Regions from separate parts of the Homo sapiens genome. Here region 1 is linked to region 2. The links are chromatin contacts, found by Hi-C or POLR2A ChIA-PET in ENCODE. All regions are on one chromosome and are shown on one strand. The core of a region is the stretch at or near the end of the contact, and the rest is flanking DNA. Distances in the headings are between cores, read along the strand shown.

Evidence for each region. Hi-C counts contacts between places; a loop is a spot of excess contacts on that map. ChIA-PET counts read pairs that join two places held with the same protein, here RNA polymerase II (POLR2A). Pooled maps may share reads with other maps.
Region 1: a pooled map shows a loop between it and region 2 (4-fold over the local background). The contact joins two enhancer-like sites. A Hi-C loop is called at or near these places in 1 of 50 pooled maps. POLR2A ChIA-PET finds 5 or more read pairs at or near these places in 3 of 52 experiments (H1, activated T-cell and activated naive CD4-positive, alpha-beta T cell).

The regions. Positions count from the first base shown.
Region 1 is chr2:237,578,842-237,585,241 of GRCh38, forward strand. The region is part of intron 2 of RAB17 (RAB17, member RAS oncogene family); the gene reads right to left. Among named protein-coding and RNA genes, the nearest start is that of RAB17, 8.7 kb to the right of the region's middle. RefSeq lists an enhancer at 2,726-3,360. Within about 2 kb of position 3,755, at least 20 of the 41 ENCODE cell types and tissues checked have a DNase peak (open chromatin) inside an H3K27ac peak, as active enhancers do.
Region 2 is chr2:237,921,164-237,927,568 of GRCh38, forward strand. It overlaps LOC105373960 (a long non-coding RNA gene), which reads right to left. Exons shown (of 3, transcript XR_924046.3): 2 at 2,277-2,559; 3 at 1,723-1,894. Among named protein-coding and RNA genes, the nearest start is that of UBE2F-SCLY, 43 kb to the right of the region's middle. RefSeq lists a silencer at 2,560-2,769. Within about 2 kb of position 2,473, at least 20 of the 41 ENCODE cell types and tissues checked have a DNase peak (open chromatin) inside an H3K27ac peak, as active enhancers do.

The DNA.
Region 1 (6,400 bases), core at 2,505-5,004, 340 kb before region 2:
TCCACCTGTCTCCCCCAGGAAGGCAGGGGCTTTGTCTTACTCAGCCATGTACCTGCTTAACACACACACACACACACACACACACACACACACACACACAACTACTCCCAAGCACTTTAACATATTGGGCAATGCACTGTTCATTTAAAGATTTTCTACCCTTTGCTTTCCAAAGTTATATGATTTTAAAATGGTTATTTTATAGATCTCCAAAATGTTTTGCCCCATTGTGTGTGGCTTGTCAGGAATGTGTTATACACAGAACTGGAGAGGACGGGGCGGGGGAAGGCAAGGTGTCTGGGGCATGGAGGAGCCACCAGCACCGACAGGCTCCTGTCAAAGCTGCTACCCTGCCTAGACCCTGGATTGGGTTTGGGGTCTGTTGGGGAGATTCTGGCAAATGGAGCCACATGTTTAAAATAAAAACTTACACTCCAAGGACAGTGCATGAGTGTCCTGCGGCTGCCAAAACAAAGTCCCATGAGCCGAGTGGCTCAAATTAGCAAATTTCTTCCTGCAGTTCTGGAGGCCAGAGGTCCAAAACTGATGCGTTGGCTGGGTTGGTTCCTTCCGGAGACTGAAGGAGAATCCATTCCAGGCCTCCTCCAGCTTCAGGGGCTGCCGGCAACCCTGGTGTTCCTGGTGGCTGCATCACCCCCATCTCTGGCTCTGTCTTCACGTGGCTGCCCCTCTGTGGCTGTGTCCTCTCCCCTTCTTATAAGGATGTCAGTCACTGGACTTAAGGGCTATCCTAAGTTCCATCTTGTTGGCCTTAATTAATTACATCTGCAAAGACCCTCTCTCCAAATAAGGTCGCACTCACAGGTTCCGGGGGTTAGGACTTAATCGCCTCTTTACGGGTGGGAGAAACTCAATTGCACCCACTAGACAGAGAACAGGAGGCTGGACAGAGAACAGGAGGCTGGACAGAGCTTTCCAGCATGGTGCAGCAAGACCGTGCTTCTCTATCATGAGACAACCTCTTCCTAAACGGAAACCACTGCCTGGGCTCTTCTGCCCGCATGTCCTGCAGTTCCCTGCAGGTCCAGGAACTTGAAGTCAGACCAACTCCCCAGGTCAAACAAAGCTGCAGTCTCCATCCAGACAGTAGGACCAGTGATTTCCAGCTTAGATGGGGCAACTGTCGGGACTGAACCGGCTATAAACCTCTGAACACACCAGATGCTCCACTGGATTGACAATGGTGCCAGAATGAAGACCGTGCCCAGAATATAAATGTACACCCATCAGCTGATCTGATGGCAGCTTGCTTAAACTTTCTAAGTCTCAGCTTCCTCATCCATAGCAGGAGCTAATGGTGCCCTTCACCCAGGGTGGCTGTTAAATCGCCTGAGCAAGGAGAGAAAGGGCATATGAATTTTGCTTCTTCTTTCTGTCCTCTTTGCTCTTTGTGGACTTGTTGTCTTAAAACGTGGGCCTTTTATCCACATCTTTCTGTTTCCCATCACTTCAAATCACATTTCTCAGTTTGAATTTGGTTTTATCTTAAAAGCTGGCGCAGGGTGAAACGTGAGCATAAAATTCAGGTTTTCTTCCTCCATTTACCAATCTTAGCCTCTCATATTTTCCTTTTCCATGTTGAAAATGATGGCTGGAGGCTGGGCACAGTGGCTCATGCCTGTAATCCCAGCACTTTGGGAGGCCGAGGTGGGTAGATCACTTGAGGTCGAGTTCAAGACCAGCCTGACCAACATGGTGAAACCCTGTTTCTACTAAAAATACAAAAATTAGCCAGGTGTGCTGGCATGCCCCTGTAGTCCCAGCTACTCGGGAGGCCGAAGCAGGAGAATCGCTTGAACCCAGGAGGTGGAGGTTGCAGCGAGCCAAGATTGTGCCACTGCACTCCAGCCTGGGCAGCAGGAGACAGAGTGAGACTCTGCCTCAAAAAAAGAAGGGGGGGGAGGAGGGGAGGGAAAATGATGGCTGGTGGTTGAATTTACACTAATGTAAAATTCCAGCAAATTTCCAAGGAGGGCATGGGTTTTAGTCCAAGCAATGATAATGCATAATAATAGTCAATGTTTGGCTATTTACAGAACATAGACCCTTCCCTTCCCTGCAGAGATGTAAGGCCCTCAGGTGGGCCCCTGGACAGGTATTTGAGGCAACCTAGTCTCGTGCACTCCGTGGCTCTGACCCGGAAGACAGCATGCATTTATTATCATAACCTTTTTCAGAAACCCACTAACCACATTTCTATATCTCCATGGCTAAGGCCAAAATGTAATTAAAAAATAAAGTTTTGGCTGGGTACAGTGGCTCATGCCTGTAACCCCAGCATTTTGGGAGGCCAAGGAGGGAAGATCAATCTAGCTCAGGAGCTTAAGATCAGTGAAACCTTGTCTCTACAAAAAACACAAAAATTAGCTGGGTGTGGTGGCGCACACCTGTGGTCCCAGCTACTGAAGAGGTGGAGGTGGAGGCTTGCTTGAGCCCAGGAGGTTGAGGCTACAGTGAGCTGTGATCATACCACCACACTCCAGCCTGGGCAACAGAATGAGACGCCATCTTAAAAAAAAAAAAAAAAGTTCCTCTACTAAATTTTATTTTTTTAATTTAATTTTATTTTTTTAGTAGAGACACGGTTTCACCATGTTGCCCAGGCTGGTATCCAACTCCTGAGCTCGGGCAATCTGCCCGCCTCGGCCTCCCAAATTGCTGAGATTATAGGCATGAGCCACTGCGCCCAGCCTCTCTACTAAATGTTAATATCATTTAAGTGGTTTTGCTTTTTTTACCTTTTAATTTAAATAAACAGCCAATTCTGCTCATTGAAGCCCTCTCTGTAGCACTTGGCTGTTTTGTAAAAATAGTGAGCTGATGACAAATTGAAAGGAACATGAAATGGAAACTTATTTTCTGGGGGCTCTAGGACGTCAGCCACGTTCTCGATTTAGAAGGGAAGTCAGCTGGTGCCAAGTTGAATGTGCTCAGTACCTGTTTGTCACCGTCCCCTTCCTGGAAAAAGCCCAACAAGTCTGGGGTTAGTTGTGGCTTCAGCTGGCAAATGTGCACACAAGCACTAGATGTCACCATCCTTCCAAAAGATGTCATGCAGAAAGTCAGCAGCGCACAGAATCTCCCCTGCTGTGGCCTGTTAGGACAGTGGGGGCAGTCCATGGGGAGGTCCAGCCCCCGTCCCTGACACAGCAGGGGCTCCTAAAGCTGCCACCTCCGCAGCAGGCCCTGGCGGGGGTGGGCGGGAGGCTGCGCTCACTTGGACTCCCGTCCCTCGGACTCCCGTCCGTTCTGCCTCTGCTCCTGCCTGCTCTTCTGGCTCCAGCCAGCACGTTGGCTTTCCAGCTTCAGGGCTCGAGTCCATGTCCCTTTCTGGCTCTGCTTCCTGCTTCCTCTGGATGGACGGTGTCTTGCCAGGAGCTGAGCCCACCACCTGTGTCATGTCCTGCTGTGGGCCCCACCCCACACACCTGTCGACTGAACCAGACCCTCGGGAGGGCCCCAGGGACCTGAGTCAATCCTCCTGAAGGCTGACCCCTCGGACAGGGCCGGCCTTGGTGACCTTAAGCCACCCAGGGTGACAGCAACCTTTCATGGAGAGGCCACTCCAGGAAGGTGTTTACACTCCCGTTTCACAGGGAAAAAATCCAGACGGAGGGAAGGAGTGGCATGCCTGTGGCCATCCATCCTGTCCCTCCCTCGGGGATCCTGCAGCCAAGCACTGGGCGTGCTGCCTCCTGCATTTCCAGGCCGCCTGTGAGGACAGCACTCCCATTCTCCTCTGAGGCTCTGCTCCTGGCCTACCCTCTCCCCTGGACAGGAGCCCAGTGTTCTTGATAAAAGCTGAAGCCACACGTGACAAAAGAAGCAGGAGTGTCTGCTCTCAAAGGGTTTTTGTGCAACACAGATCACTCTTCCCCCAAAGCACGTAAGTTAAAGGAGTGAGCACATCCCATCTCCTCATCCTAAAAGTGGCAATATCCACATTTATAATATGTGATCATGTAATTATTATAATGAGGATTAATAATTAACATACACTTTGGGAGGCCAAGGGTGGTGGATTCCTTGAGGTCAGGAGTTCAAAACCAGCCTGGCCAACATGGTGAAACTCCGTCTCTACTAAAAATACAAAAATCAGCATGGTGGTATGCACCTGTAATCCCAGCCACTCGGGAGGCTGAGGCAGGAGAATCACTTGAACCCAGGAGGCAGAGGATGCAATGAGCCAAGGTTGCACCACTGCACTCCGCCTGGGCAACAGAGCGAGACTCCGTCTCAAAAAAAATAATAATAAAATAATTAACATAGGCCGGGTGCAGTGGTGCACACCATGGCAAAACCCTATCTCTACAAAAAATATAAAAATTAGCTGGCTATGGTGGTGCGCACCTGTGATAGCAGCTACTCTGGAGGCTAAGGTGGGAGGATGGCTTGAGCCCAGGAGGCAGAGGTTCCAGTGAGACACTGCACTCCAGCCTGGGTGACAGAGCAAGACTCTGTCTCAAAAAAATTAACATAATGATAATAATAAATTGCATGACATCTATCCATAGTTACAGTAATATCTACCTCTAAAAGCTGTAATATTATCCCAAGGTGTGACGCAGACACTTGGATGGAAGCAGAGGAGACCATGGTTCCCACAGGGGACTCAGCCAACAGCAAAGGAAGGAGCTTCCACATTTCTAACCCCGCAACCCGGCACAGCTGCCCACACACAGAGGTGCTCAATACAAAAGTGCGGACCCCAGGGTTGGAGGCTGATGGGATGAAGGCAGCTCATGAGCCACAGGCTAACCTAATCTGGCTGTTCTCCTCTCCCCGTTGTGCCACGGGCCACAGCCCACAGCCTCCCACCCCGGCCCCATCACAGAGACCCAGAGTGGGAACAAAGACTCCACCCACCAGTTCTGGGTGAAAGGCAGAGCCCAGCCTGTAGAACGGTCCTTCCCCTCAGAGAGAGGAGATAAACCCAGGCCTGGAAGAGAGGGGCTTGGAGGAAGGGAGGCCCTGGCTTTCATCTGAAAGCTGCCGGCAGGGGGATGGCCCCTGCGGGGCCAGACAGAGGACCAGGAGTAGAGTGAGACATACAGGCCTGCCCCCCAAGCAAAGACCCCCAACCTGGCCTAGGACTCCCCAGCAAGCCCAGCTTTGTTCACCCCCCGACCCTGGTAGGCCCCCTGAAGAGAGGGCAGGCAATTGGTACAGGCAGGGCAGGTGTGAGGGGGATGCTCGGACCCTGGCTTGCTGGAATGAAAGGAACTAGGGCCTCGCGCCTCATTGTCGGGGCCTCCATCCCCCTCACCTGTAAAATACAGAATGCCCGGCACCACCCTGAAGCTTCACAGACCCCACACATCACCCCCCCACCCCCACCCAAGAAAGGTGGGTGCTCTGTGGGTACAGCTCTCTGTGGGCTGAGCACGTCCAAGCACGTCTCAATGAATCCAAAGCACCCTCCTACGCTCCAACCGGGCATCTCGGAATCTCTCAGCCCTGCTTGCGCTCACCTAGTGAGTGCCTTTGGGCGCTGGCTCCTGCAGGCTCTGCTAGGGTGGCGTCATGGAGTCCTTCTGTAAAAGGCCCTGTAGCAGATACTTTAGGTTTTACTGGCCATGGGGTCACTGCTGCAACCACTCAACCCTGCTGCCATTTTAGAGTGAATAGAGGAGGAGGAACAGCAAGAATATCATTTACAGAGGGTAAGTACCTGAAGAGGTAGAGTTGTGTCTCCACAGAACCTTACTCACAAAACAACAAGAACAGCCAGAGAGCCACAGTGTGCAGACCTCCGTGTCAGAGTGAGATCCATCCCCAGTCCAGCTCACCTGGCCTGACACCTGCTGCCTCTCTCTGCATCTTGAATACCAGCCACCCAGGTACAAAGCTCTCAACATCCAGGCCTGGTGAGGCCCCCATCTGTGTGCTCTATTCTCAACTGAGGCCACCCTCAGGCCAGCCTTGGCATTTTGATGTATTTTTAAAGGAAGCCAAGTCCAATATCAGGACTTGGGGGGTGAGGGGTACAGATCTCCTTGCTAATGGAGAAGAGGATTGTACTGCACACCACAGGGTAACCTTGACTCTCTCCCCAGGGTCCCCCTCTGCAGACAGCCTCTCACCATCACCCTGGCCCTTCTCACCACTAGCTCTGGGAGTCGGGCCAGGCAGACCCCTGCCAATTCCCCTGTATCCCCTGGGGATCCTTCAGGAACCACCCCCCTGAGAAAATGGAAGGGCTCCCTAAATAGCTAACGTCATGTGCCACATCTTGCAATTGTGTTTCTGTGTTTGGTGCATCTGTTTAGCTGGTTATAGAATCCATCCCACCTAACGCAGGCCTGCAAAAGGGTTCATGCTCAACAGATGCCTGTTAGATGAGTAAATGAATGAGTGAATTTGGAGATGTGCAGCTTAT
Region 2 (6,405 bases), core at 1,223-3,722:
CGGCAGGGTTGGTTCCTTCTGATGCCTCTCTTCTTGGCTTGTCATTTCCTCCCTGCCTCATATGGTCGTCTTTCTGTGCCTGCATCCTAATCTTTTTTTTTTCTTTTGAGACAGGGTCTCGCCCAGTCACCTAGGCTGGAGTGCAGTGGCGCAATCTCCGCTCGCTGCAGCCCCCACCTCCCGGGTTCAAGCAATTCTCCCACCTCAGCCTCCCAAGTAGCTGGGATTACAGGTGTGTGCCACCACGCTTGACTAATTTTTGTATTTTTAATAGAGATGGGGTTTCACCATGTTGGCCAGGCTGGTCTTGAACCCTTGACCTCAGGTGATCCACCCATATTGGCCTCCCAAAGTGCTGGGATTACAGGCATGAGCCACTGCACCTGGCCCTAATCTTCTCTTCTTATAAGGGCACAGTCACATTGGGTTAGGGCCCACCCAGTGACCTCATTTAACCTTAGTCACCTCTGTAAAGACCCTGGGTCCAAACCCAGTCACATTCTGAGGTACTGCTGGTTAGGACTTCAAGATGTGAAGTCACATTCTGAGGCAAGGACACAACTCAGCCAGGACAAGAGCCACTTCCCCAACCATAAAAGTGTCACCCAGGGCAGTGGGCTTTTCTACCTGACCCAACACAGCCAATTTAAGCTGGAATGGAATTAAAGTGTTGTAATTCACGTGAAAAGTCATGGAAAACGGCACTGCAGTAAGGCATTGGCTACGGAAACATCACAAGATTGAATAAAGACCTGCTTTGCATCAACGCACATCATGGCACGTTCTCATTGTGGGAAAATGTGGTTTAATGAGGGAGACACGGGGAGGGGCAGAAGACCTCAGGGAGATTCCAAAGAGGATTCCCAAGCAGGTGCATTCACGGGCATTGGTGAAAGGCAGCAGGGGCTTGTCATCCCGCTTCTGAAAAATGGGCAACTCTCCACTGATGCCTGTGTTCCCCCATGGGGGAGAGTGGGGGTGGAGAGGGCAGGACCGCCAAACCAGCCTGCCGGGGAAGGTGGGGGACAAGGGCAGGAGTGCAGCCTGGGCCTGCTTCCTGAGGCCAACAGATGCCACCCCTGCAATCCCAGCACTTTGGGAGGTCGAAGTGGGCAGATCGCCTGAGGCCAGGAGTTTGAGATCAGCCTGGGCAACACAGTGAGATCCTGTCCCTACTAAAAAAATTTTTTAAAATTGAGAGAGAGACAGATGTCTGCCGGCCAGCCTCACACAGCGGGCCAGGCCGGAGAAAGCAATGGAGGAACAGAAAGGCCCTGAGCCCCTATGAAGGGGCCCATCCCTGACCTCTGCTCTCCTAGTCTTCATCAGCCTGGAGGTTATGTCCATTTTGCAGTTAAGGAGATTGAGGCACAGGCAGGTGACAACACATGCCCAGTGTCCCTGAGCGCGGGTACTAGAGCCGGAATTGGAAGCCAGCTCTCCGACTCCAGGGCCCCCAGTTCGCTAATGAGTCTCTGCTGCCCTCAGCACAGGAGAGGGTACAACCATCAGGAGCTGGGATTGGAGGAGGGGAGGGCAAGGGAGGCTGTCTGCCTCCAGCCACGTGTGCACTCAGGTGACTCACACCTGAGTGTTTGCAACTCCGGGTACCATAAACCCAGTGGGCCACCCTCTGTGTGACTCATGCCCCCTCCTGCCCAAGTTCTCCCGGGGCCACCCCTGCCCTGGAGGAGTGCCCAACACAGCAGCTGTCATGGCCGATCTCCTGGGAAACCCACCTGGCAGAGCCCAGCCCAGGGAGCCCCACGGGATGCTCTGGTTCTCCTCAGCACTCTCTCTGGCCGATCAGGTTCAAGGACAGCTCTCAGTCTTACCCGGGAGAAGAAACTGGGGCACCTCCTGTTTTCTCCGCTCTGCGTCTCAGCAGGGTTTGCTGAAAGGAGAGCTGCGTCTGCAAGTCCTGCACCTGTTTTGTAAGCCTCACCTGTGCTTCCTGGGGATGGAGTCCTGCCCTGGCCCGCTGTTCCCCAGGAAGGCTGGCAAGCTCAGCCCCCCAGCCAGGACAAGTTGTGGGAAAACCCTGGGAACATAAGGCCACCCAGCTGAGTGAGGAATCTCTGTGTGTCCCCAGAGCACAGCTCAGTCCCCAGCCCATCACAAGCTGGCCCCACGGGCAGAGCACCCTCCCACAGCCCCACTGCCCCTGCTGTCACGTTCCTGCAGCCCTGCAGCCCACCCAAGACTGCCAGGGGACCCTCCTTTCCTCCCAGCCCCCTGATTTTTAATTAAAAAACAATGATTTCCCAAACTGGTACCAATAAGCAGTGAATTCCTGTTGACGAGTTTGGAGGGGACTTTCCTAGTTCATAGAGTCCACGGTTTTAAAAAGATCACTGCTGTCTAGTTTTCCGGTCCTGGCCCCGTGGAAGGTCACGCGCAGCTGAAAATAATTTTCTGGATCAGGAAACAGGCCAGACTGACGCGTGCCCAGGCGGTTCCCTTGCTGGCCGTGGAAGACATCTGGCGGACACCTGGCTGCAGAGGCTCGACTTGGAGTCCAGCTGGGGCTCAACTAGGCTCGCTGGAGGGCAGGGGACCCTGGAAAGAAAACAGGGGCGCAGCTTGCCCTGTGGACCCGGGGCTGCCCAGCGCGATGACACGGGACCGCACGGCCCGCAGGACCCCAGACGCCCGCTAGGGGCGCGCGCGAGCCAGGGGAGCCACGAGGGCCCTGCGGGGAGCGAGCCCGGCAGCCCCGCCCAGGACGCCATGAGTTCTCCTGCTCTTACTCCCCTCCCTTTTTTTCTATCTTTTGTTTTTCTTCTTTTCTTTTCTTTTCTTTTCTTTTCTTTTCTTTTCTTTTCTTTTCTTTTCTTTTCTTTTCTTTTCTTTTCTTTTCTCTCTCTTCTCCTTTTTTTCCCTTTCCTTTCCTTTTTCTCCTTTTCTTTTAAACAAAAAGCATAGTCACATGTACAGCACAGAACAGCCAAAGAACATCTAATGCCTAGCACGTGGTACTGAAAAAAACTATTCATTGGCGTCATTAATTGTAAATAAATGTGACATACACTTCATCAGCCAATCCTCTATTGTTAGACATGAAGCTTGTTACCAATTTCCCCCTATTTCTTGTCACCTTCTTTTATTATACAAGTACATTGTAGAAAACACAGGTAAAAAAGGCCGGGCGCGGTGGCTCACACTTGTAATCCCAGTACTTTGGGGGCCAAGGCGGGCAGATCGCGAGGTCAGGAGATCGAGACCAGACTGGCCAACACGGTGAAATCTCGTCTCTACTAAAAACACAAAAATTACCTGGGCATGGTGGCATGCGCCATGTAGCCTGTAATCCCAGCTACGCGGGAGGCTGAGGCAGGAGAATCGTTTGAACCCTGGAAGCCGAGGTTGCCGTGAGCCGAGATTGCGCCATTGCACTCCAGTGCAGACAGAGCGAAACTCGGTCTCAAAAAACAAAGCAAAAAGAATAAAAAGCAAATGCAGGTAAACAAACCGTCTTAATTCCAACCATTCAGATAATCTTTAACATACATTTTGGCATTAATTTATACTTAAGTACATAGATGATAGACAGATAGATGCTTGTATTAAAAAAAAAAAAGGGGGGGCTTGCTGGGCGCGGTGGCTACACCTGTAATCCCAGCACTCTGGGAGGCTGAAGTGGGCAGATCACTTGAGTTCAGGAGTTCGAGACCAACCTAGCCAATATGATGAAACCCCGTCTCTACTAAAAATGCAAAAATTAGCTGGGTCTGGTGGTGCATGCCTGTAGTCCCATCTACTCAGGAGGCTGAGGTGAGAGAATCGCTGGAACCCAGGAGGCAGAATTCGCAGTGAGCCAAGATTGTGACACTGCACTGCAGCCTGGGCAACAGAGGGAGACTCTGTTTCAAAAATAATAATAATTATTAATTAATTAATTAAAATGGCCTCATACTCTTTTGTAAATGGCTTTATCAATTTAAAAATTACTTTTTTTAGAAAATGACTACACATTTTTTATAAGCTCTGAAGGGCAGGGGTTTCATCTGTTTGTTTACATTTTTATTAATTACTTTTTTTTTGAGACAGAGTCTCACTCTGTCACCCTGGCTGGAGTGCAGTGGCACTATCTCGGCTCACTGCAACCTCCACCTCCCGGGTTCATGCAATTCTCCTGCCTCAGCCTCCCAAGTAGCTGGGATTATAGGCGCCTGCCACCACGCCCGGCTAACTTTCGTATTTTTAGTAGAGACAGGGTTTCACCTTCTTGGCCAGGCTGGTTTCCAACTCCTGACCTCAAGCGATCCGCCCGCCTTGGACTCCCAAAGTGCTGGGATTACAGGTGTGAGCCACTGTGCCTGGCCTGTTTTGTTTATTGCTATTTATAAATAACGCTCTGATGTGCACTTCCATAATACAAATGTTTAGAAATAGAATATTTGGGTCAAGGAGATCCCTAGGCTCTGCGTAGCTGTTGCCATATCCCTCGCGCATGTTTGCATCTCCCCGACACACCAGTATTGATGCAAGTTTCTGCTTACTCCAGTACTTTAGCCAGAACTTTAGCCAGAACTGGGTATTAACTTTAACAGCTGGATCAGGAAAAGATGCTCCCAACTGCAGTTTTCATTACACACATCTGATTACAGCAAGGCCAATGTTTTCCCCACGGGTGTGGTCATAGGAAGTCTTCTTTGGTGAATTACTGCACAGGCCTGTGGCCCATGTATAAGTTATGACACTCTTCATAACAGCAGTCTGCCCCCGCAAGTTTAGGAACTTATGCACAAAAGGCCCCTGTTTTCTTGAGTATTTTCGCATGCATATTCATAAGCCAGTCTGTAGTCATTTTGCAGGGAAGGAGTCTATTTTGATCAGGCTAATTGTTTTGTATTTTTAGTAGAGATGGGGTTTCACCATGTTGGCCAGGTTGGTTTCAAACTCCTGGACTCAAATGATCCACCCACCTCGGCCTCCCAAAGTGCTGGGATTATAAGCGTGAGCCACCTCGCCTGGTCAAGAATGTATATTCTACCTCACACCATATGTGAAAATTAACTTGAAATGGGTCAAAGGCCTAGATGTAAGTTTAAAACTCTTAGAAGGAAACATAGGTATAAATCTTCATGACCTTGGGTCAGGCAATGGTTTCTTAAGTATGAAACCACAAGCACAAGCCACAAAAGGAACAAATAGATAAATTGGACTTCATCAAAACTTAAAACTTTTTTGCATCAAATGACTCCATCAAGAGAGTATTTCTGTGCAGCTGCTGAGGCAGAAAGAAAAAGAAAGTAAAAAGGCCAGGTGCAGTGGCTCACACCTGTAATCCCAGCACTTTGGGAGGCCGAGGCAGGCAGATTGCTTGAGCTCAGGGGTTTGAGACCAGCCTTGGTAACATGGTGAAACCCCATATCTACAAAAAATACAAAAATTAACCGGGCGTGGTAATGTGTGCTTGTAGTCTTAGCTACTCGGGAGGCTGAGGTGGATCACCTAAGCCCTGGAGGCGGAGGTTGCAGTGAGCCAAGATTACTCCATTGCATTCCAGCCTGGATGACAGAGTGAGACCCTGTCTCAAAAAAAAAAAATTATATATATATATATATATATATATATATATATATATGCCAGCACTCCTCAAAACTGTCAAGATCATAAAAACAAAAGAAGTCTGAAAAACTGTCACAGCCAAGAGGAACTCAAGGAAACATGACAACTGAATGTCATGTGGTATCCTGGATGGGCTCCTGAATATAAAAAGAATATTAGGAAAAAACTAAGGAAATAGGAATAAAATATAAGCTTTAGTTAACAATAATGCATTTGAATAGTGGTTTATTAATAGTAACAAATGTACCTTATTCACATAAAATGTTAGTGATAGAGTTAACAGTGTGGCGTATATGGCAGCTCTCTGTACTCTATTTGCAACTGTTCTGTAAATCTCAAACTGTTCTAAAATAAAATGTTATTTTAAAAAGATAAAAACAGTGGCTGTCCCTGTTCCATCAGTTTGGTGAGTCAGTGTCCCTGTAGGTTGTAGAATGAAAATACCCAACACTGAAATTCAAACGCAACACAGATGATTGTGGAGGTGGTTCAAAAGACAGTAATTTGAATATCAAAGTTTCTAGAGACGCACTGGAGAAAACCGATCAAGTACTTTTGCAAAAATGACCCTCTTTCTTGAGAAGGCCAAACACGCTGGGTAGGAGTTCACATGGAGCTGTCCAGCCTCCTGGCCGCTGAAACCCTGATCAATACTTGATGGATTCTTTGTTCTAGAATGGGCAGGTGGCACCAGGAAGATGATGGGTCTTCACCCCTGGAGCTGCACCAGAGCTCAACCTATGACAACCTGGCTCAGCCTATGACAACCTATGAACACCCTGTGCTCTTCCTAGGAAGGATCAGGAGAAACACCAGGACCCCAAACCCCCA